Linked DNA regions of Homo sapiens: regions 1 and 3 are each linked to region 2. The links are chromatin loops, found by intact Hi-C in ENCODE. Cell type or tissue: Calu3. All regions are shown on one strand.

Region 1 (8,000 bases), 360 kb before region 2:
AACACCTACAAACATTGTCCAACTCTGGGGTGGGTGTGAGGAGGACAAAATCAACCCTGCTGAGGACAACTGAGATGCTAAAACTGATTGGTGGAGGACATGTAGAAAGTGTGGCTGCTTGTTATGCTGATGGTTTCTTTAAAACAAGCCTCCCTATGTAGTCCCCTCTTCTGTTGACTCAGGGCTTAGCCATGTGATTTACTTTGGTCAATAGGTCATCAACAAGGACAATGCCCACAGAGGCTTGAAAAAAGCTTGTTGTACTAGGGATTGCCCCTTTGGAGCTCAGCTACCATGTATAAAGCCCAGGCTAGTTTCCTCGAGGATGAGACACCACAAGAAAAGAGAGACACCCATACCACAAAGAGAAAGAAGCCCAAGTCTTCCAACATTCCAGTGAGGCCTGCTCCCAGTGTACCTGCTATATGAATATACCCAGGTGAGACCAGTAGTAGAATATCCCAGCCAAACCACAGGATCATGAGAAACAATAAATCATTATCTGTGACTTTATATTTAGAACACTCCATCATCTCAGCCCAAAAACTTATTGAACTGATAATAAATTTCAAGGAAGTCTCAGTATACAAAATAAATGTGCAAAGATAGCAATCATTCCTTTACACCAACAGTAGGCAAGCAGAGAGCCAAATCATGAATGAATTCCCATTCACAAATGCTACAAAGAGAATAAAATACCTAGGAATACAGCTAACAAGGGATGTGAAGGACCTCTTCAAGGAGAACTACAAACCATTGTTCAAGGAAATAAGAGAGGACACAAACAAATGGAAAAACATTCCATCCTCATGGATAGGAAGAATCAGTATCGTGAAAATGGCCACACAGCCCAAAATAATCTATAGATTCAATGCTCTTCCTATCAAACTACCTTTAACATTCTTCACAGAATTAGAACAAATCTACTTTAAATTTCATATGGAATCAAAGAAGACCCCATATAGCCAAGACAATCCTAAACAAAAAGAATGAAGCTGGAGGCATCACACTACCTGATTTCAAACTATACTACAAGGCTACAGTAACCAAAACAGCATGGCACTGGTACCAAAACAGACATATAGACCAATGGAGCAGAACGGAGACCTCAAAAATAACACCACACATCTACAATCATCTACAACTTAACAAAAACAAGCAATGGGGAAAGGATCTCCTATTTATTAAATGGTGCTGGGAAAACTGGCTAGCCATATGCAGAAAACTGAAACTGGACCCCTTCCTTACACCTTATACAAAAATTAACTCAAGATGGGTTAAAGAATTAAATGTAAAACCCAAAACCATAAAAACCCTAGAAGAAAACCTAGGCAATACCATTCAGGACATAGGCATGGGCAAAGACTTCATGACAAAATCGCCAAAAGCAATTGCAACAAAAGCCAAAATTGACAAATGGAATCTAATTAAACTAAAGAACTTCTGCACAGGAAAAGAAACTATCATCAGAGTGAACAGGCAACCTAAAGAATGGGAGGAAACTTTTGCATTCTACCCATCTGACAAGGTCTAATATCCATAATTTACAAGGAGTTTAAACATATTTACAAGAAACAAACAACCCCATTCAAAAAGTGGGCAATGGATATGAACAGACACTTCTCAAAAGAAGACATTTACATGGCCAACAAATATTTGAAAAAAAGCTCAACATCACTGATCATCAGAGAAATGCAAATCAAAACCACAATGAGATACCATCTCATATCAGTCAGAATGGCGATTATTAAAAAGTCAGGAAACAATAGTTGCTGGCAAGGCTGTGGAGAAATAGGAATGCTTTTACACTGCTGGTGGGAGTGTAAATTAGTTCAACCACTGTGGAAGACAGTATGGTGACTCCTCAAGGATCTAGAACCAGAAATACCATTTGACCCAGCAATCCCATTACTGGGTATATACCCAAAGGAATATAAATCATTCTACTATAAAGACACATGCACACATATGTTTATTGCAGCACTGTTTACAATAGCAAAGACATGGAATGAACCCAAATGCCAATTAATGATAGACTGGATAAAGAAAAAGTGGTACATATACACCTTGGAATACTATGCAGCCATAAAAAGGAATGAGATCATGGCCTTTTCAGGGACATGGATGAAGCTGGAAGCCATCATCATCAGCAAACTGCCACAGGAACAAGAAACCAAACACCCATGGTCTTGCTCATAACTGGGAGTTGAACATCTGTGACCAGATGGACACAGAGAGGGGAACAGCACACACCAGGGCCTGTTGGGGATAGGGGGTGAAAGGAAGGAACTTAGAGGACAGGTCATTAGGTGAGCAAACCACCATGGCACATGTATACCTATGTAACAAACCTGCACGTTCTGCACATGTATCCCTTTTTTTATTTTTTAGAAGAAATAAGAGAAAATATCATTGTCTGAAGCCACTAAGTTGTGGTGTGGTACATTATGTAGTAATACAGAATATGGAGGTCATTTTAAAAGTGCAGTGAAAGGAACTGAGAATCTGAACTAGGGCAGTGGTGGTGGGAATAGAAAGTGGTGTGGAATTTAGTTTAATGTTTTCTGTACTCTGCTGAGCAATCTACTAAGTACCCTGCAGGATTCACATTTATCAATAATTGATGATTTATACTTGTACACTTTTTTTAAAGATTTGAAAACCTTTATTACCTCAGTAATTATTTTCTTAAGTGTTTGCTATGCATTAGGCACTTTACAAGCATTAGTTCATTTAATCCTCGTAACAACACTATGAAGTGAGTCATACTATCAGTCCATTTTATAAATGAGGGAACCAAGGCTTATAAAATTAAATACTTGACCCCATCAAATAGCTAGTAAGTGGTGAAACCAGGATTCAGACTAAGCTCTGTCTGACTCCTGAAGAATTGCTTTTAAATATTCTTCTACATTTTCAAAAAAGTGTTTGGTGTAAGATCTTTATTTGATCTTTCTGGGAGTAGAGAAAAGCTATTTGCCATTCTTTTCATTCTCAACAATCCCTTTCCCAGGCTGAAGTTTCAGTTTAACAGGGAGTATTTTTATTGTGAATAACTGCAAGGTCAATTTGTGGTACATTTTCACTTCCTGAATGATACAAGTTTCAGGGAAATGGATGTGAGGGACATGAATTTCCAGTCTATATTAGCAGCCACCAAAGATTATTTGCTGTGAACTGATTAGCCCCTCATCTCCCTTCTCTTCTTCAAAATCTAAGGAACGTTCTGTCTTTTCCAGCACTTCGAGGACTTTTTGTGATTTAGAATGGGAAGCATGGGGCAGAGAGAAAGTCAACTTGAGTGGACAGAGCCAGAGGTGTGCTTCTGCTGAAGGTAGGGATTTGAGGGGTTAGCAGGAAGGAGAGGTCCCTAAGAGGGAATAAGTTCACATATGACCTTGCTATATATCAAGGTTATAGATTCCTTTACTTGCTCTATTTACAGCTTTCCCAAATGTTGCTCACACTATCTGAAGCCACATAACCAAGGATTATAAACTTTCTTGAGAAAGCATTACTAAACTTCCCCAGACTTGGCAAAGTACACGCTTAGCTGTTCTTATCGTGCCTACAGCTGTGGGGAGCTTTCTTTGAAGAGTCTCTCCTCCCCATCACCAAATGCAGTATCAGGAAATTCCACCTGAGAAACTATTGTTTTTTACACGTCATTTGAAATATGGCTTCTGAGATTTCAAATTAAATTAACAGCAGCCTGCAGTCTTGACTGCTTCTAGAAAAAACTGTGTATAAAAAGCCCAGCCATCTTTTGATCTAAAAGTTCTGTATATATTTAAATTTCCTAGTATCTCATGTTTACATTAGAAATGCCCATCTGGGTTTGCTGAATGAGGAATAATTGTGTGTCCATTTGTTTTTCTCTGATTTGTAGTTACTTCACTATCTCAAGATAAAAGAATATTTTACCTCGGTGAGAGAGGACTCAAGTTTTTTTGACAATGTCATTTGTGATACAGCCAAGGGCTTTATAACTGACTGTATACATCTAAGTGGCTATTTAACTGAAAAGAAAATAAATTTGGTTCAATGCTTGAGTCTATGCTAATGTCGACTGTGACAGAACTTTCCTTTCTTTACTCTCTAATCCAGCAGAGGGCACTGATCAAACATCAGTGGCTTTAAACCTAGACGCCTTGTTCACTGAATAGTTTATCAGTGCTATTAGATAATTTTTCTCTTCAAGCCATTATCTAACTGGAAGCAAACTTTGGAAAATGATGTGTACATTGGCCTTGGTAAATGGTTTATGGATTTAAAATAATAATTTTCAACACAACTGCACCCTGTATTCTCTATATTTTTGCCGTTCAGTACAGCAACCACTTGCCATGAGGGGTTACTGAGCACTTGAAATGTGACTAGTTTGAATTGAGATGTGCTGTTAGGCATGCAATACACACTGGCTTTTAAAGACTTAGTGCCAAAAAAAGAATGCAAAACGTCTCACTAGGTTTTTGTTGTTTTTGTTTTTTTAATTGGTGAAAAGTTGAAATCATGTTTTGGATACGTTGGGTTAAATATACGATTTAAATAAATTTTAGCTGTTTCTTTTCACTTTTTTAACTTTTCTACTAGAAAATTTAAAATGACAGATGTTGCTTGCATTGTATTTCCACTGTGAAGCACTGATCTCACTCTTAGAACACTTCTTTTCTTCTCTAAGAGTAAGTGTTTTCCAATTATACTGCCTATTTTGCGGTCCAAGCCCCTATTCTTGCTTTCCCTCAATGTTTCTCGTCTTCCCAGATGAATCCAGAAACCACAGGTCCCCAGTGGTACCTTGGCACTGTGAGAGTCACCTGAAAACTACCTTTAAAAAGTCAATGGCCAAGCCGGGCGCGGTGGCTCACACCCGCAACCCCAGCACTCTGGGAGGCCGAGGCGGGTGGCTTCCCTGAGCTCGGGAGTTCGCAGCCAGCCTGGGCAACACGGCCAAACCCCGTCGCTACTAAAATGCAAAGGACCAGCCGGGCGCGATGGCGGGCGTCTGTGGTCCCAGCCAGCGGCGAGGCTGAGGCGCGGGAACTGCGTGACCCCGGAGGCGGAGGTCGCAGTGAGCAGAGGCCGCCGCACTCCAGCCCGGGCGACGGAGCGGCGAGGCTGAGGCGCGGGAACTGCGTGACCCCGGAGGCGGAAGTCGCAGTGAGCAGAGGCCGCCGCACTCCAGCCCGGGCGACGGAGCGGCGAGGCTGAGGCGCGGGAACTGCGTGACCCCGGAGGCGGAAGTCGCAGTGAGCAGAGGCCGCCGCACTCCAGCCCGGGCGACGGAGCGGCGAGGCTGAGGCGCGGGAACTGCGTGACCCCGGAGGCGGAGGTCGCAGTGAGCAGAGGCCGCCGCACTCCAGCCCGGGCGACGGAGCGGCGAGGCTGAGGCGCGGGAACTGCTTGACCCCGGAGGCGGAGGTCGCAGTGAGCAGAGGTCGCCGCACTCCAGCCCGGGCGACGGAGCGGCGAGGCTGAGGCGCGGGAACTGCGTGACCCCGGAGGCGGAGGTCGCAGTGAGCAGAGGCCGCCGCACTCCAGCCCGGGCGACGGAGCGGCGAGGCTGAGGCGCGGGAACTGCTTGACCCCGGAGGCGGAGGTCGCAGTGAGCAGAGGCCGCCGCACTCCAGCCCGGGCGACGGAGCGGCGAGGCTGAGGCGCGGGAACTGCGTGACCCCGGAGGCGGAGGTCGCAGTGAGCAGAGGCCGCCGCACTCCAGCCCGGGCGACGGAGCGGCGAGGCTGAGGCGCGGGAACTGCGTGACCCCGGAGGCGGAGGTCGCAGTGAGCAGAGGCCGCCGCACTCCAGCGCGGGCGACGGAGCGAGACTCCTCGCGGGCAGCGGGGTAGTGGGGGCGGGGGGGGGCGCGGGGCAGGGCTTGGGGGAGGCCAAAGGCGACCTCTGAGCTCTTGTCCTTACCCTGGGAGAGTATGGAACTCAGAGAAATCATCTGACCCGGGTAATGTATGACAACAAGCAGGAAAGCTTTGCTTGAGAAAAAAAATGTCTTGTTTTAAATGCTGAGGCTTTGGGACCACAGTTTCATGATGAACAAACATTCACTGAACCCCCTACCTTATGCCAGAGGCTTTTCCATAATTATCTCCTTTAATTGTCACAAAAAAACTCGGCAAGTGTCAGAGTTATTGCCATGCTACAGAAGAAACATCGAGACTTAGAGAGGTGGGACAGCTTTGCCGAGACCACACTGAAGAGCGTGGTAAGTGGCAGAAGAGACCTTAAGAGCCAGCTTTGTTCAGCCTGCAGGATGCTCTCTCCACCTGCGACTGGCAGGTTAAGAAGACCCTGGGTCTGAGATGGTGATCGGCAGGCAGCCAGTGAATAGGCTCTGCTCACTATCGGGTGGTCACTAACCATATCCAGGAGCCAAAGCAGGGAGCTGGTAGCTTGGGAGCAGGGACATCACTTCTGACAGCAATGGGATGCTGAATAAATCAGTTATTGAACTAAAGAATAGAGAAAGAGAGAGAGAGAGCATGTAACATAAAAGTCTCCTCTTTTGTGATCTTAATAAGATAAATGTTTCATTGTTCTCACCTCTGATTGGGGCCTATTTTCAACAACAAAAGAACTGCTTTGGAACTATGACTATTCTGCTGATTAGACAAACTAGGTTCATTAGAAAGATCAAACAGAAAAGTTACAGAGAAAACAGAATTTACCAGCATAGTTCAGACTCAGGGGCTTACCACGGTTTCATTTTCTCCATAAGTGGATTCTTGAAACAGCAAAGAATTCTTTTCTGTCATCACCCCTCATGTTCTCTAAAGTAGAAACTGGGAATGCGTTGCTGTAATTGTGTTCATGGCATCTTTGTAATTTTCCAGGCCTTAAATGAGCCAGTCCAAAAGCAATACTGGTTCAGGCAAAATGAAACTTAGCCTTCCAAGAATACATATTTGGTAAAGGCTGAGCTGATTTTAATAGCTAATATTTATTGAGTGCTATTTCTGATGGTTATATGCAGTATTTCATTAAATCCTAATTCATTTTTAGACAGTAACACTGTTATTATCCCTATTTTACCAAAAAGGAAGCTGAGGCTCAGAAAGGTTACGTAATTTGCTATAAGTCATAGAACTCACCAGTGTGAGGATTGTCACCACTGACCCTTTTACTCAAGAGCTTTGACGCGTAACCATTACACCATGCTGTCTTCCTTAGAGAACATCTTGTTATCATGAAAAAAGTTATTTTCTTTCTCTGGCCCGTTAAAACAATACAAAAATCTATATCAATGGCATTTGCAATGCACCAGATACTTTTACCCTTTTCATTCTTTCACTAACAAAAAATTGATAGCAAATGTAAGCCCATGTATTTATGAAGGCAGTTGGTTCCTGCTCACTTCATTTTACCATTTGCTTTCACTTGAAGAAAGGAATAACTGAGAGCAACCTTTACTGCTATAATTGGATTTTTGTCATCAGATATGGTTTGGTTCAATTGTATCTTAGGAGAAATAATACACATTTGGGGTTTAGTTTATAGAATCTATTTTCTGTAACCTTAGAAGTCTTAAATTTTATCTAGGAATGCATTATATTCAACACTTTCAACTTGCATGTAACCTGCTAGGGGGAAAAAAAGGCTAATTTAAGAAGATCTTTCTAATCTTGTCTTCCAACCTTCACAGTGAACATACCCATCTGAAATTTGCATTTTTTGTCATCTTGAACTTTGCATAAAACTTCTAAAAATGTTCTTATCTATGAACTGCAGGAACCTGAAGAATAATTTTGTCTCCAAAATAATTACTGGAGCACTTCCATGTTCTTTGTGTTGTTGAGAAATTTTTTTTTTTTTAATGTATGCAGTTTTTAAAAAAATCTTTGTTTAAGGCCCTAAATATCATACATCTGGGATTCGATGAACAAGAGTTTGGGGAAAACCATTTATTATTATTATTATGCAGCTCATATTATAATTTTTTAATTTAACTTTTATTTTAAGTTCAGGAGTACATGTACAGGTTTGTT
Region 2 (8,000 bases):
TATTTTTTGTCACCACCAGCAATTTTTGAGAATGCAAGTTGTTCTGTATGTTAGGCAACATAATGGCCCCCAGAGAAGTCCTAATCCCAAAAACCTATGAATTTGTTACTTTCTATGGCAAAAGGAGCTTTGAAGATGGGATTAGTTTGAGGATCTTGAGATGGGAAAGTTATTCTGGATTATCTGCTGAATCGAGTATAATCACAGGGTATTTGTAAGATGAAGACAAGAGAGTCAGCGTCAAAGAGATATAATAATGGTGGCAGACACAGAGGGGAAGGAGAGAAAGAGAAAGCAGAAGATGCTCTGCTGCTGGCTTTGAAAATGGTGGAAGAGGCCATGAACTAAGGAGTGAATGTGGCCTCCAGAAGGTAGAAAAGGCATGGGAATAGGTTATCCCTTTAGAGCCTTCAGAAGAAGCCCAGACCTCCCAACATCTTGATTTTTAGGACTTTTGACCACATAACATAATATTTAAAAGTTGTGTTGTTTTAAGCCACTAAGTTTGTGGAAATGTGTATTAGCAGTAACAGAAAACTAATATGCATCCTTGCCAACATTTGCTGTCGCCAATCTTTTTAGTTTTAGTCATTCTAGTGGGTGTGAAATGGTTTAGCATTATCATTTTAATTTGCATTTCCTTGATGACCCATGATGTTGAGCAAATTTTCATACTCTATCAGGCCATTTGTGTATCTTTTCCTGTGAAGAATTTCTTTTCAAGGCTTTGACCATCATTCTACTGAATTATTGTTTCTTCTGTTGTTGATTATCAGGAGCTTTAATATATAGTTGACACTTGAACAACATGGATCTGAACTACACAAGTCCACTTATTGGTGGATTTTCTTCAGCCTCTGCCACCCTTGAGACAACAAGACCAATACCTCCTCTTTTTCCTTCTCCTCAGCCTACTCAACTTGAAGATGGTGAGAATGAAGACCTTTATGATCATCCACTTCTACTTGTTGAATAGTAAATATATTTTTTCCTTATGGTTTTCTTAATAACACTTTCTTTTCTCTTGATTACTTTATTGCCAGAATACAGTACATAGTACATATAATAAGCAAAGTATGTATTAGTTTACTGTTTAAGTGATAGGTAAGGCTTCCACTCAACAGCAGGCAACAGCCAGGTGTTGTGACACATGCCTGTAATCCTAGCATTTTGGGAGGCCGAGGTGGAGGATCGCTTGAGCCCAGGAGTTCAAGACCAGCCTAAGTAACATAGTGAGACCCCCATCTCCACAAAAAATTAAAATACCTAATCATGGTGGTGCATGCCTGCAATCCCAGCTACTCAGGAACCTACAATAGGAGCCAAAAAGGTGGAGGTTACAATGAGCCATTATTGCACTACTGCACTGCACTCCTGCCTGGGAGACAGAGTGAGACCTTGTCTCAAAACACTACAACAAACAACAACAACAGCAACAAAAATCAGTAGGTATTAATAGTTAGGTTTTTTGGGAGTCAGAAGTTATACACAGATTTTGACTGTGCAGGGGATCAGCGCTCCTAACGCCTGCATTCTTCAAGGGTTACCTGTATTCTTGATACAAGTTCTCCTTCAGATTTAAGTATTATAGATATTTTTCCAGTCTATAGCTTACCTATTCATTTTCTTAATAATGTCTTTTGATTGATTTTTAATTTTTAACTTTGGTGAATTCCAGTTGTATACTTTTTTTATGATTAGCATTTTTGTGTCCTATGAAACTGTTGCCTTCCTCAATGTCACTAAATTCTCTTAGGTTTTCTTCTAGCAAGTTTATGTTTCAAATTTTCACCCTTAGGTCTATAATTCGTCCCAAATTTATTTTTGTCTGTAAAGCAATGTCACGATTCATTTTTTTTCTCAATATAATTACCCAGTTGTTTCAAAACTGGTTATTAAAGTTTTTCTCTTAATCATTGAATTTTCTTGGCACCAAATTATTAACTCTTGACAAAAATAATTGACCCTTAAGTAAGCAGACAGACAAGCAGTGCTTCTATTTTATAGCAATGTAAATAATACACAACTTACACAAAGACTTTTTAGAAGCTAACTAACAGTGGTCCTATCTAAGTACGTACACCAGATTTTTTATAACCACTTTTAAAATAAAAGTATTTAGATTTTAACACATAGATTAGGACAGAGAAAGCATATGGTGGAATAAACTGTATCTTTTTGGCCAGATGGTGCTATTTCTAGGTCATCTTGATAAAGAGAGGAGGCAAACATGAAAACTTAATGAAAAACTATTTATGATGCTGGAGAGAACATCTTGGCTTTGAGTCACTTTTAAATCATAGAAGAGGATTATTCCATAAAATTATTTATAATGCCTAAAATTATTCTTTGCCCAAATCATAAATTTTCAGCATTACCAAGAAGCCATTTAGTATGTATAGGGTGTTTCAGCAAGTGCAGAGATGCCCAGGTGGTTGGGATTCAATACAACGAGCTGTCACGCTGCACATTCTTGGAGTACAACCTTAATGGGCATTTTCCCACCTGTGCAATTCCTCTGTTTTCACCCCACTCCATTCATATTTCACAAACTACTCTAATTATAGTATTTATTATTGACCTCAGGAAAAAGAAGTTTGAAAGGGTGGAAAAAACATGCATTTTGTCTCCATGGATAGTAAATCACTGAGCTATTGTTCCTTGGGAATCCCAATTCATGAGAAATTACATAGACTTTTGCCCTAACACTAATCAGCTGCCTGATCTGTAAATATTTCAGATCCTTGCCTGTATCTATTTCTCCTTGCAGAAAACTGTAATTTATCTAGATTTTTCTAATAATTCACTGACATTTTACTGCTATCCAATGAGTAAATCATTGTTGCTTTTGGTATCTTATGATTTTGTTCTTTTGTGTCAAAGTTTAGCTAGTTTCATCTATCAGGTTGGAATAAAAAATGCAAATTATGACTATACCACTTATATAGTTACATGATCTACTGACCAAAGTTAATCATCACTTTAATCTTGGTAACTCATTCAGAGCCCTAATTGTAATAGCCTTTGCCTGAGTTACCTAGAGAGTGGTCTCAATAATCCCCTTTTATTTTTCATGTAGAGAAAAGGGCACACAAAATGATATTATCTCGATCACCCAGCACATGTATTAAACTATAACAGACTTTTTAAATCATGTGTGATCTTTTATTTTTTGACTGAAAGGGACTAAGTTTGCTGCCCAGAGAAGTCTTTAGGGAGCAAGGAAAGGTAAGCAAATAAACTTATCTGGAGTCAAAGGTCTCAAGGAAAATCTTGCTTTCTATAAAAGGCAGACAACGTCAAGACTCATAGATTTTCCCAGGGCTAAAAATCAGAGCCAATTGCCTCCCATCTTGAAAAGACTCATTCATCATGCTGGTTGAAGTATCACAGATCTTGTCAAAATATTCATGACTCACATACGACCCATCCAAAAGACAAAAGCCAACAAAATATTTTACCAAATTCTAAAATAGTGTTTGTTTTATTATTCTTTGTTATTCTTCAACAATTATTGTTACCTTTACTATATGAAATATAATAGCAATTCCTTGTCTTCATGGTCTTTCTGTTACAGACATGTTTTACACTGATTATACCACTTTAGTGAAATTCATCATACATATTCCTGATCCAAATTCCTTTTTTATTAACCATATATGAGAGAAAGTGGATATTAAAATAATTTTGATGGTAAAATAAGCGAAAAAATAAAGCAAGCATGGTTAAAATGATTAAATTATGGAAAAGTGACCCATGTGTTTCAGATAAACTGACGCTTGAGGGTTTTTGTTGTTATTGTGGTTTAAATTTTATTTTATTTTAATTTTAAGTTCCAGGATACAAGTGCAGGATGTGCAGGTTTCTTACATAGGTAAAGATGTGCCGAAATGGTGGTTTGCTGCACCTCTCAACCTATCACCTAGGTATTAAGCCCTACATGCGTTAGCTCCCTCCCACTGCCCCTGCAGCAGATCCCAGTGTTTGTTGTTCCCTCCCTGTGTCCATGTGTTCTCATTGTCCAGCTCCCACTTGTAAATAAGAACCTACGGTGTTTGGTTTTCTGTTCCTGTTTTAGTTTGTTGAGGATAATGACTTCCATGAAGCTTGAGTTTTCATTCTACAATTTACTGAATGACATTTGAGCAGCTAGCTGACTTTTTAATGCCTTGATTTTAATAATTCAATGAGTTATTGGGTGAGATAATTTAGAACAGCATACATGATATCGTTATTATTAGTCAATAAAATGCTATTTATCTTATTTATTACTCATAACAAAAATATGTATATGACCCTTCGCTATGTTTGAATATGTGATATATTGAATTGAATTCACTGTGAGGCTTCAGTAGGTACCTATAATATTCAAATATGTTACCTGAAAGCTGTGAAAAATATATTTTTAAAAATTAGATTTACATGCAGTCAAGTTTTCTTTTGATGACACACTCTCTTGATATATACTAAGTTTTATACTTGGAATCTTTCACTTTTATCCTTACTCAGAAACGTGAATATTAAGAATCAGTAGAGCCAGCTCTTCTACATGTTCCCTGCCAATTGCTATCTTGCCTACTTTTAAAACACCTCTAACTTGAGAAAATGAAAACCCACAAACTAACAATTGTTCCAGGGAAGTCCATGGCATCACTTGGAACTTTTCATCATTAGTCCCAGTTACACTCTTTTGTGTTGTATACAACATTGGCATATACTCTAGTCATCTGTATGCCAAGTTAAATGAGACTTCATTCAGCAACCAGTAATATGTCATGCATCAGAAGTCTCTCTCATCATATTGCTTATCACCATCAAATAGTTTCCATTTTGTCTTTATTCCTTAAAAATTGTCATGCTTAAAATTGGTGCAAATAATGTAGATACTTGTGATTCTATTATATCTACATATATTTTTCTATTTTGCAAGAGAAGTGAATTTTAATAAATTAGTTCTCTTAGATTATAATGCTACAGAAAAACTGAATGACCTGACTCGTTGGTGATTTGATTGGGACTGGATTTGTGTTCCTGCCCAAATCTCGTGTTGAAATGTAATCCCCAATGCTGGAGATGGGAACTGATGTGAGGTGATTGGATCATGGGAGTGGTTTCTAATAGTTTAACACCATCCCCGAAGTGCTGTTTCGTGATAGAGTTCTCTGAAGATCTGGTTGTTTAAAAATATGTGTACCTCCCATCTGTCTCTTCCTCCTGCTCTGGCCAGGTAAGATTTGCCTGCTTTCTCTTCACCTTCACCTTCCACTGAAGAGAGAGGTTAAAGATTAACCCCCCCACTCTAATCACATGTACTGTCTATAAATCTCAATCTATCAAGACCCTTTCACGTGGACCCCTTGGAGTTGTAAGCCCTTAAAAGGGTCTGGAGCTCTTTCTTTGGAGAGCGTCATTCTTGAGATGCAAGTCTGCTGACGCTCCCAGCCAAATAAAGCCTCTTCCTTCTTTAACATGGCATCTGAGGGGTTTTGTCTGTGGCTCATCCTGCTGCATTTCTTGGTTCCCTGACCAGGAAGTGAGGTGATTAACGGACAGTTGAGGCAGCCCCTTAGGTGACTTACACCTGCCCTGCAGAGCATCCCTGCAGTGAACTCCAGCCAGCTTGAGCGATGGGGATCCTGAGACCGCTCCTGGGTAGGTGTTTGTCCTGGTAGAACTCCTCGTCAGAGTGGTGCATGGCAGGCCCCCGCAGATGATCAATGCAATGTCTGAACACTGGGAAGGAACCATTGCTTGGAGTCCAGACATCTGGAATACAGAAGGACCGGTCCTGGGAACTTGCCCACTGCATTTGAGTGGAAGCGTGGCCTGATCACCCACTGTGTGCCCTTATGGGCACTTTGGTCTCAGTATTGATTTTGATTTGGCTTGACCTGTTTGCAAAAAGGAAAGTGAAAGTGAGTGAGTGCTTGAGTTTTAGATGTGCGAGGTGAGCGAGTGACCTCTTTACCCTTTCCTTCTTGTGGTGTGAGTGTTGTTTTGTCTCGGGAGGAAAATGGGTGTTATGCAAAGTAAGCCCACTCTGCTAGGAACTATGTTGAAAAATTTCAAGGAAGGATTTAATGGAGACTATGGAGTTACTATACACCAGGAAAACTTAGGACTTTGTGTGAAATAGACTGGCCAGCATTGGAAGTGGGTTGGGCATCAGAAGGAAACCTAGATGGGTCCCTTGTTTTTAAATGTATGGCACAAAGTAACTGGTAAGCCAAGACACCCAGACCAGTTTCCGTAAATAGACACTTGGTTACAGCTGGTTTTAGAGCCACCACAGTGGTTAAGAGGACAGGCAGCAGTAGTACTAGTGGCAAAGGGACAGACAGCCAAGGAAGAATCCTGCTCCACCAACCTAAGGGAGTCAGCTCCTAAAGTCCTGTCTGATCCAACACCAGAGGATTCATGGCAAGAAACAGCACCAGTGGCCCCCTTTCCACCAAGAAGAAAGGTCTCCCACTCCGATACCCCATCCTATACCAAAAAGCCACAAGCTCTGATGGATTTGCTCCAAACTGTTATCCAGACCCACAAACCCCACCTGGGCTGATTGCCACTAGTTGCTCATATGCCTCTTTAACACAGATGAAAGGAGGAGAGTGCTCCAAGCAGCAACGAAGTGGCTTTAGAACATGTTCCAGCTGATTACCAAAACCCCCAAGAGTATATGAGGATCCAATTACCAGGAACAGATGCCGAGTGGGACCCAAATGAAAGACAGGGTATGCAAAGGCTAAACCGGTACAGGAAAGCCCTTCTGGAAGGGTTAAAGAAGGGAGCTCAGAAGGTCACAAATGTTAACAAAGTCTCTGAGGCCATTCAAGGAAAAGATGAGAGCCCGGCACAATTCTACAAGAGACTACGTGAGGCCTATCGTATGTATACCCCCTTTGATCCCAGTAGCCTTGAAAATCAGCACATGATTAACATGGCTTTAGTTAGTCAAAGTGCAGAAGACATTAAAGAAAATTTCAAAAACAGGCTGGGTTCACGGTCATGAATACTTCACAGTTACTGGAGATAGCCAAGCAGGTGTTTGTGAATAGAGACACGGTAAGCTACAGAGAGAACTGCAGAGAGAGTGAACGCCAAGCCCGGCGAAACGCCGACCTGCTAGCCACAGCTATAAGAGGGGCCCCCCCAAAGAGACCAGAGAAGGGGGGCCCCAGGAAAAATACCCAGTCTGTCCATCCACGCTTGCAGCGTAATCAGTGTGCTTACTGTAAGGAAATAGGACGTTGGAAGGACAAGTGCCCACAGTTGAAAGGGAAACAAGGTGACTCTGAGCAGAAGGCCTCAGACAAGGATGAAGGGGCCTTGTTCAATCGGGCAGAAGGGTTACTGGACTGAGGGGGACCAGGCTCATGTGCCCCCAAAGAGCCCATTGTCAGGATGACAGTCGGGTACGAGGACATTTAGTTTCTTGTCAATATTGGTGCTGAACATTCAGTAGTAACCACCCCAGTCGCCCCCTTATCCAAAAAGACTATTGACATAATCGGAGCCACAGGGGTTTCGGCAAAGCAAACGTTCTGTTTCCCCCAGACCTGCACTGTGTGGGGCATGAAGTGATTCATCAGTTCCTGTACATGGCTGACTGCCCCTTGCCTTTGCTAGGAACGGACCTACTTAGCAAGCTGAGAGCCACCATCACTTTTACAAAGCACGGCTCTTTACCGCTAAAGCTACCTGGAACGGGAGTCATAATGGCCCTTATGGTTCCCTGGGAGGAGGAATGGAGACTCTTCTTAACTGAGCCAGGCCAAGAGATAGGAGCAACTCTGGCTAAGTGTTGGCCAAAGGTGTGGGTGGAAGACAACGCTCTAGGGTTGGCAATCAACCAGGCCCCCGTACTCATAGAAGTTAAGCCTGGGGCCCAGCCAGTCAGACAAAAACAGTACCTGGTCCCCAGAGAAGCTCTTGAAGGTATCTGGATCCATCTCGAGTGCCTGAGGGCCTTTGGAATTGTAGTCCCTTGTCAGTCTCCA
Region 3 (8,000 bases), 420 kb before region 2:
TTCCCCTGTATCAGAAATCTCTTTTTATGTGCAGTAGTCATGTCTTGGAGTTTCTGTAGTATATATTTTAATGCTAGAAGTTCTTAATGTTTTTAAATCCTTCCTTCTATGATTTCAAGTGTTGCCTTCTTCTCACAAAAACATAGTAGGAGTGAACTCTTCAAGCTTTTTGAACTTAGATATGGATGTGGAACTTGCTTTGGCTAGTCATTTCTTCCAAAAACTTCACAAGCCAATGGTGACCTTCCGTGTTCTCCGCCTCGTGCCAGATGATCCTAGAAGCAAGTGTTGAGTTGGAGCCTTCATTAACCTAGGTCACCGAGTGACAATGATAAACAAAGTACTAGCAAACCTTTATTAGTTTTATAGCCTGATAAATAAATAAATGTTTGTTGTGCTAAACGACTGTCAGGATTATTTGTTATTTCAGCATAACCTAGTTAAGCTTAACTGACGCCACTACACATTCTTTGGCTTCCAACTTCACTTACTTTCATAAGAAAACTTCTTGGTATAACTGTCTATACTGTATTTACTTTCTCAACTTTATCTTTTTCCCATGACAGTCATTCTTCAATTACCATCACTACTCTAAAATTGCTTCCAATAGCCCTAATACCATTCATGTTTCCAGATTCAAGGGTTAGTTCTCAGTCTCTAGCTTGACGTCTCACAAGTATTCACCATGGTGAAAATTATTTTCTTTTTTTGCCTTCCAGAATACCACATTCTGATAGTTTTCCTCTTATCCACTAACCAAACCATCTGAGTCCTCTTGGTTTATCTCATACAATAGCCCCGAGTGAACTTTAAAAAACATTAACTTTACCATATTACTTTCCTGCTCAAAATCTTCCCAAGGATCTATAGCATATTAACATCCATGCTCTTTATCCTGGCCTAAAAACCCTGCAAGATTTGGCATCCACCCACTAATATGTCCTCATTGCATTCCACTCCCCTCCCTAAACTCCAGCCACACACACCTCTCTTCTAGTTCAAATATGCCAAGATAGCAACCAAATTAGAGTCTTTGTACTAATTGGTCCCTCTGCTTGGAATGATTTTAATGCGTATACTTCCATTGCTGATGTGCTATGCAGTTTTTAAAGAAGGCTTCACCTCTTGCTATTTTCATACCTTAGTATAATCCACTCCTTTGAGTATGACCTGGAATTAGTGATTTGCTTCTAATAAACATAATACAGCAAAAAATGAGCAGATGTCACTTCCGAGATTAGGTTACAAAATTCCATGACTTCTATTTTGCTAGCTGAATTTCTCCATTGTCTTCTTGGCTTATAAGATCTGATGAAGCTAGCTACCATATTGGAAAGGCCCACATGGCTAGGATCTGGCTGACCGCCAGTGAAGAATCAAGGCCTTCAATCCAGTAACTTGCCAGCAACTGAACTCTGCTAACAGCCACATAAGCTTGGAAGTAGATCCTTCCTCAGTTGATCCTGAGGATGAGATTACAGCCTTGGCCAATGTCTTAATTCTAACCTGTCATAGACCATGAAGCAGAGAACACAGACAGATCATGCCTGCATTTCTGATCCACACAAACATTGAGGAAATACATATATGTTGTTTTAAGCTTCTAAGTTTTACCTTAAACTTATTGAGACCAAACTCAGATTTATAATTCAGATTAGATAAATAATATCATTGGCTTCTTCTCATGCAGGTATTGACCTAAATGTCAAATAATTAGAATGCTCTCCTCTACAACTTAACCTAAAATTGCTGCTTCATCCTCACTAACAAATATCTCAATTTGCTTTCTTTATAGCTTGTTGCTGTCTTATGACAAAAACTGCTAGTGGTAACCAAAGAGTTCTTCTCTCCTACTTCCTCATTAATAGGGCTGCTGGACACATGATTTAAACACCTAAATAAAATGAAAATAATATTAATATTAAACTCACAAATTTATTATGAAGACAAATAAGAGAAGGCATGCAAGGTTCCTGGTACACAGTAAAGTACCTGATAAATGTTTGCTATTGTTTGTGTATTTTTTCCATTATTTATACTGTAGCACTGCCAGTTTCATTTGTTTTGGGACAAATAATTTTGAGTTTCTCCTGTTGCCAGATGACTATCTTTGTGGACAGAATTCATTTATGATACCATAATGTCATAGACTTTTAGATCTAGAGGGGACATGTAACAATCAACTAAAATTAATATTCAACAACCATTTATTGAGTAGCTATTCAGGACTTGGCTAGGAGTTAGATAAAGACTCCAAATGGAAGAGGATGTAAGTTACAAAGATACGTTATTCTGCTTTTAAAATACTATAAATGGACTTAAAAGACTTGGCAAGTGCAGCCTTACCTCCCCACCTCCACAACCCTTAGACCCAATTGCCGACAGTAGACTATGTGCTTCTCATGCTTAGATGTGCCAGGCCATTTGACAATGGCCACTCTGTGGATGTCCACTGCTCATGTTCCCTGTGGATGTGGGCCAGGAGCATCAAATACTGTCTTTATGGATGCTGAGCCCCTCAGACAGGAGGTGATGCCAGCTTGCACAGAAAAAGTTCTGGCTAGGCCTTGCAACCAGATGGTTGGCTGCAGGCCCAGCTACATTTTTTTCTCCATTTAATTTCTGGTCTGAAAGTTACTGTTTCCAGTGGTAACCTGGGGACCGTAAATTATGAGGCTTGTTGATGAGTTCTGAAAAGTACTTTGTAAGTAGATCTTATGAAATGCATTGAGCACTTAAGTCCCAGACACAGCAGTGTTTTCAAACGTTATCTCATTTAATCCTTATACCAAATTTCTGATATAGGTGTTATTGTTATATCTACTTTACAGATAAGAAAACTGAGGTTTGGGGACATAAAGAAAAAAATTAAAAATAGTCCCTTGAAGGAAAGCTATGAGAATGTTGTGAATATTTAATATTTTCTTTCTTAATAAAGTCTAATTTAATATGTAGATTTTTTTGTCCCTTAGAGCCTAGTTGGTAAAATATAAGTTAGAAAACAAATCTGACAAAATTGGCACTAGTATTTGACCGATCACATAAAAATGTTATGTAACATGCAGTAGCATATAGTAGATACGCATCAACACTGTACACAGAATATAAAGTTCTTTTATTATTTAATCACATAATGCAAAGGCAATACTTTTGATTAATTAAGGGTGGGTCCACAGACTGAAGTTTCTTTTTGCTCTTTAGTCATTAAAAATACTCATGTTGCATCATCTAAGATTTCTACTTTCCTTACAGAAGCAAAGGTCTTCATTTACGGCTTTAGTTACCTTACAGAAGCAAAGTCTTTTTTACATTCTTATAATTGCCTTCTCCAATTATTTAAAACTTTCATATACCTAAAGCTACAATAATTTGAGCCAAATGCCTTTTATGACTTGTTTCCTGGAACATACACATGACTTCAGTTTCTCAATGTTTGAAAAGAAGAAAGCTTAAAGTTTAACATCTAATTGTAATAAATGGGTTTGGGAACAAATGCAACTTACTCTTAGGAATGGCACAGATGGTGACTAATCTGCAACGTCTCTTAAAGGAGACTGGAGCAGAGGGCACACCTTGGCCACTGTTTACTTATCTTTAAGATCACATTTCTTTCTATTGACATCAGCATCACATGAACCAATGTTTTGGATTTTTCTTCATCATTATATTCCTAGAATATTCCCTTACTAATAATTCCTATGTCCCACTGGCTTGCAGAAATGAGTAGGGATACTTTTACAATTGAGAAGAAAACACAAAGTATACTTAAAAAAGTCATTCACTGCCAAAGAAAATTCCACATATGTGGCTTGATTTCATTGGGAATTATTAAAAAATGCAAGGTATGCTTTCCCTGTATTAGGACTGTTAAATGGAACACTCTGTGATAATGGAAAAGTTCACTATAGGCCTTTTCTCCCTGTTGGGTTGTTTCTAATCTTATCAATTTGTAAGATGGTTTTATATATTCTGTAGCTACACTGTTCAATATGTCCTCATTCATTACATGTGGCTATTGAGCACTTTAAATACGGCTAGTAAAACTGAAGAACTGAATTTTTCATTTTATTTAATTTTAATTCAATTTAAATAGCCATGCATAACTTGTGGCTATGATATTGTCTAAGGCAGATCTACATCTATTATTCCGGCTGACTTAAATACAGGGCTTCTCAAATACAAGGCCAACTTATTTGATTGCATATATGACAATGTAATGTAAGTTACCAGAGTGATTTCATGTAACGATAGAATATTTCTTCTTAGGTTTAGTAAAAGAGGGTGTGTGAGATAAGTACATGTCTGCACACAAATATATGCTAGCTATGTAATAAATTATTCACCACATCTCTAGATAAATTATTTTCATTTTGGTTTAGGGGAGTTTGAGCCTTGTTTATGTGTGAGAAAAGTCAGAAGGCAAATACTTTGCCATCAGGATACAGACAGACAAATTCTTGCTTGGAATAACATAAAAATGTACGTAAATATTCACATTCTTACCAATGCTCGTGAAATGAACTGATGAGAAAACAGAAATATGCAAAATAATGCAAATATGAAAGCAGATCAACTGGCAAGTCCTGCTGTTTGACATCTAATGATCATTGCATAACTACCTGGATACAGGAATGCTATTTAAATCATGTCTGCTAAGTCTACCTAGTCAGCTTCCCGGTATATTCAGGAGTTGGAATCCTTACTAGCCCATGAATTGCCTCACCCCCCAACTTGGAAATCATGTTTTGAAGCCTAATTTACATCAGAATCTCCCAATCAGCACAAGTAAAGTGGACTGAACGTTTTCATGTAGAAATAATCTACTGATATCTGTAATGTTGCAAAAATACATATGTGACCAAGCAAGATATAATCAAAATATGTGTTTGCATTATTTTACTGCTACTTTGATATTTTAGTGTTTTTTGGGGGGGCATTTAAAATGTCTTCTTTTAACAAAAATATTTTAAATGTACAATAATTGTGGAATATCTTTCATAACATGAACTGGCCATGTTTTCTGCAAAACTTAAATGAATGCAACTTTTGCATCTGGATTGATTTTAATTATATGAAAGAACAACCCCCAGATACTATTTGGACACGGAGGAGAGATAAGTATAAGGTATATAACGAGAGTCAGCAAACCCTTTTCAATGTAAATCATAGCATTATGTATTGTCAACACTAGTAATTTGTCTGAGGGTAGAGGGGATGAGTCTAATGAATACAAAGATTAAATATGTGTTTAAAGCTATAATATACTAAAAATTTTGTAGTATTGCACAGTTTTGCATCCTGTGAAAAATCCTTATTGGAGAATCACACATTGAAATTTTTTCAAATGCTCTTGTTTCTCTGCTCACTGGCTACTCAATTTGATGGATGTTATTAAGTTATGTTCAGCCAATTAATATCACACAAGAGAATAAACCGATTACATTTGGATCTTCCCTCTTGTGGAATCTTCAAAGAATAAGTGTTTTTCATCGAAAGAGCCAGGAATGGTAGTTTCTGCATGATGGTAAAGATGTTCTGTGCATTAAAGGGAAATGAAATAAAATGCTTTAACGAAGAAACACTGAACGTTGTGGTCTGTGAGACTGATAAACATGCTGAAGTCGGAATTGCGATTTAGATTTATGAATCAACAGCTCCCAGAGCAAGTGGCTTGTGACCCACTTTCCTCAAGAGACATCAACATGTGTTTTGCATTAATTTGTCTTGATAGCCTCTTGTTGCTAGCAACTTTTGTGGGAGTAGAAAACACTTCGCCTTTGCCAACCATGTGTGTCTCTCTCCTGCACCCCTACCCTTTTTTAGGCAAAGCAAAATGAGATAGCTTCAGTTTTACAGTGACTACTAGACACCCAACAATTGAGGAACTTAAAAAAAGTTCATAATTGGCTTGTTTTAAATAGAGCATCTTTAAGGCTCTTGAAGTCTTTATTGATAAATTTTAGCAACCTTTTGGCAGTTATTTTCGTTTAAATTACATTGTTGAAATGCGCATTTCACAGATTGCAAAATATGTCTCGTGGTTGGGACATGAACACAAAGAGGTATTATGAATATTGGATTATCTTAGAGATAGTTTTCTTGGCCTTTATTTTAAAGCCTATTCACGAATATTTGTCTAAGTGATAATATTGTAGATATATGATGAACACATGATTTTGACTGCTTTTTAGCCAACAGTTACTAAATTGTAATCACCAATATATAGTACAGTTCTATATTCATATAAAAGCTCATTAGAAGGGTATAGAAACTTCTAAACTAGCTGGGTCAAATTTCAACTCTTCCCTAAAGTCAGTGTTAGAAAGTATTACCAATGGACAGGGACATAACCAAAGAACAACAAAAACAAGAAAGTTGGGAAAGGCTAAAATCTGGAGTTTCAATACATTCTACAATGAACCAGTGAAAACTCTATAATTAACTTTATATTTGATCCTGGCAAATAAGCTATGTACCACATTAAAACAAAACAAAACACAAAGTGAATTAAAACAACAGTCAAAGACCTCACAATATTATTTTTCAAGTGGTTGAAAACCACCACTCAAATAGCTTAAGCAATAAGTGGATGCATTATTATAAAACTATGCCCTTATCCAAGTGCTTATGTAGGGTATATTCCATGAATATTGCACCAACTTTTTCTTTTAAGAGGTAGTAATTCCTTGAATCTATTCTCCTTCCTATTTTGGGTTCATCTTCAGGCTAGTAGCAAGATGGTTGTAGAAATTTCAGACATTATTTCCAAGGAGAAACCCATTAAAAAGCAGGAAGAGATGTGGGTTTTTGCATATGTTCCTTTATGTGGGTGAGGAGGCATTATACAGGAGCCCCCAGCAGACTTCTTTCTTATTTCATTGATGAGAATTAGGCCACAGTTCCTTTATGTGGGTGAGGAGGCATTATACAGGAGCCCCCAGCAGACTTCTTTCTTATTTCATTGATGAGAATTAGGCCACATGTTCACTCTTTAATCAGTTGTTGACAGGAGAAACTGGGTTCCAAAAATTGCCTTAGACAAATCAGGAGTGACCTTTGACCTAAAGACGTTGCTATATTCACATGGAGGGGAAAAACATGCAGGGAGTGGGTGAACATGCAAAAAATAATGTGAACCTGTGGATAACTGAGGGCCCACTTTGTTATACCATTTCATATAAGTGACTTGAGCTTCAATGTATTGTTGGTATCTATGAGGGGTTCTGAAACAAATCTCTGGTGAATACACAGGGTCTATTATAAGTCTTATGTATTATTGAAGTGATTTAATTGTTGGCTTTCCAGCTTCCTTTTGCAGTCTGAAGTCTTCTTTATGCATCTGGGAATATTAAAACGGTTGGATTAGAACAGACTCCAGTCCACAGGAACTACAGTATAAGCGATGAACTGGTTTTTCACAATTCTATTGCCTAACAGGAGAAGCTGGACGCACTATATTAGTTTATCTTATTCATGATCTGCAGGATTTCTTCAGAAGTGCTCTCTTAAAGTCCTAACTAACTGGCTGTGAAGGTAACGACTTCATCCTCAAACACTATCATCAATTACTGACTTTTAAAGGCTCTCTTCAACAATTTAGCTATCAATAGAAACCACACACCAATGCGTAGATTTTAGTGACAGGTATTTCTATGGAATGGAGAAAGCATTGTGTACAGGGTGGTTCAACAAGTTTGGCGAGGATTTAAACCTTCTCGTAAAGAATGTTTACATATTAATATTACATATTATAGGTTGGAACTAGGTTTCCTGAGACAAAACTTGTCTGGGTTAGTGTTTTTATTTTGTGATATAGTTACATTAATATTAGAAAACATTATATGCATTCACTAATGCTAAAATTTCATAGTGCAGGTTTGAACTTAACGTCACCATCCTAGACCACATTATGAGATGCTATACAATGGTAGGCATTTGGTCCACTTTTGTTGTAGATATTCATTCTCATTCAGCAAATACCAATTGAAATAGATTAAACT

What was found. Peaks named below come from ENCODE experiments on the same cell type or tissue, not always from the same donor. Only the 100,000 strongest peaks of a DNase experiment are listed, where the experiment ranks them.
Region 1: a loop joins it to region 2, with 2.3 times the contacts of the local background. A loop is called at or near these places in 3 of 110 quality-filtered maps.
Region 3: it touches region 2 in a loop (2.2-fold over the local background); 2 of 110 quality-filtered maps call a loop at or near these places.

Annotation. Positions count from the first base shown.
Region 1 is chr3:477,766-485,765 of GRCh38, forward strand. LOC105376922 (a long non-coding RNA gene) reads left to right here and starts at 5,875. Exons shown (of 2, transcript XR_940538.2): 1 at 5,875-6,220. In Calu3, CTCF peaks have their summits at 4,067 (motif pointing right) and 4,274; no DNase peak of the experiment used is centred here.
Region 2 is chr3:841,600-849,599 of GRCh38, forward strand. It overlaps LINC01266 (long intergenic non-protein coding RNA 1266), which reads left to right. Exons shown (of 4, transcript NR_110118.1): 4 at 777-4,416. Among named protein-coding and RNA genes, the nearest start is that of CNTN6, 250 kb to the right of the region's middle. In Calu3, no CTCF peak of the experiment used is centred here; no DNase peak of the experiment used is centred here.
Region 3 is chr3:422,709-430,708 of GRCh38, forward strand. No RefSeq gene overlaps it. Among named protein-coding and RNA genes, the nearest start is that of CHL1-AS1, 41 kb to the left of the region's middle. In Calu3, no CTCF peak of the experiment used is centred here; a DNase peak (open chromatin) is centred at 3,553.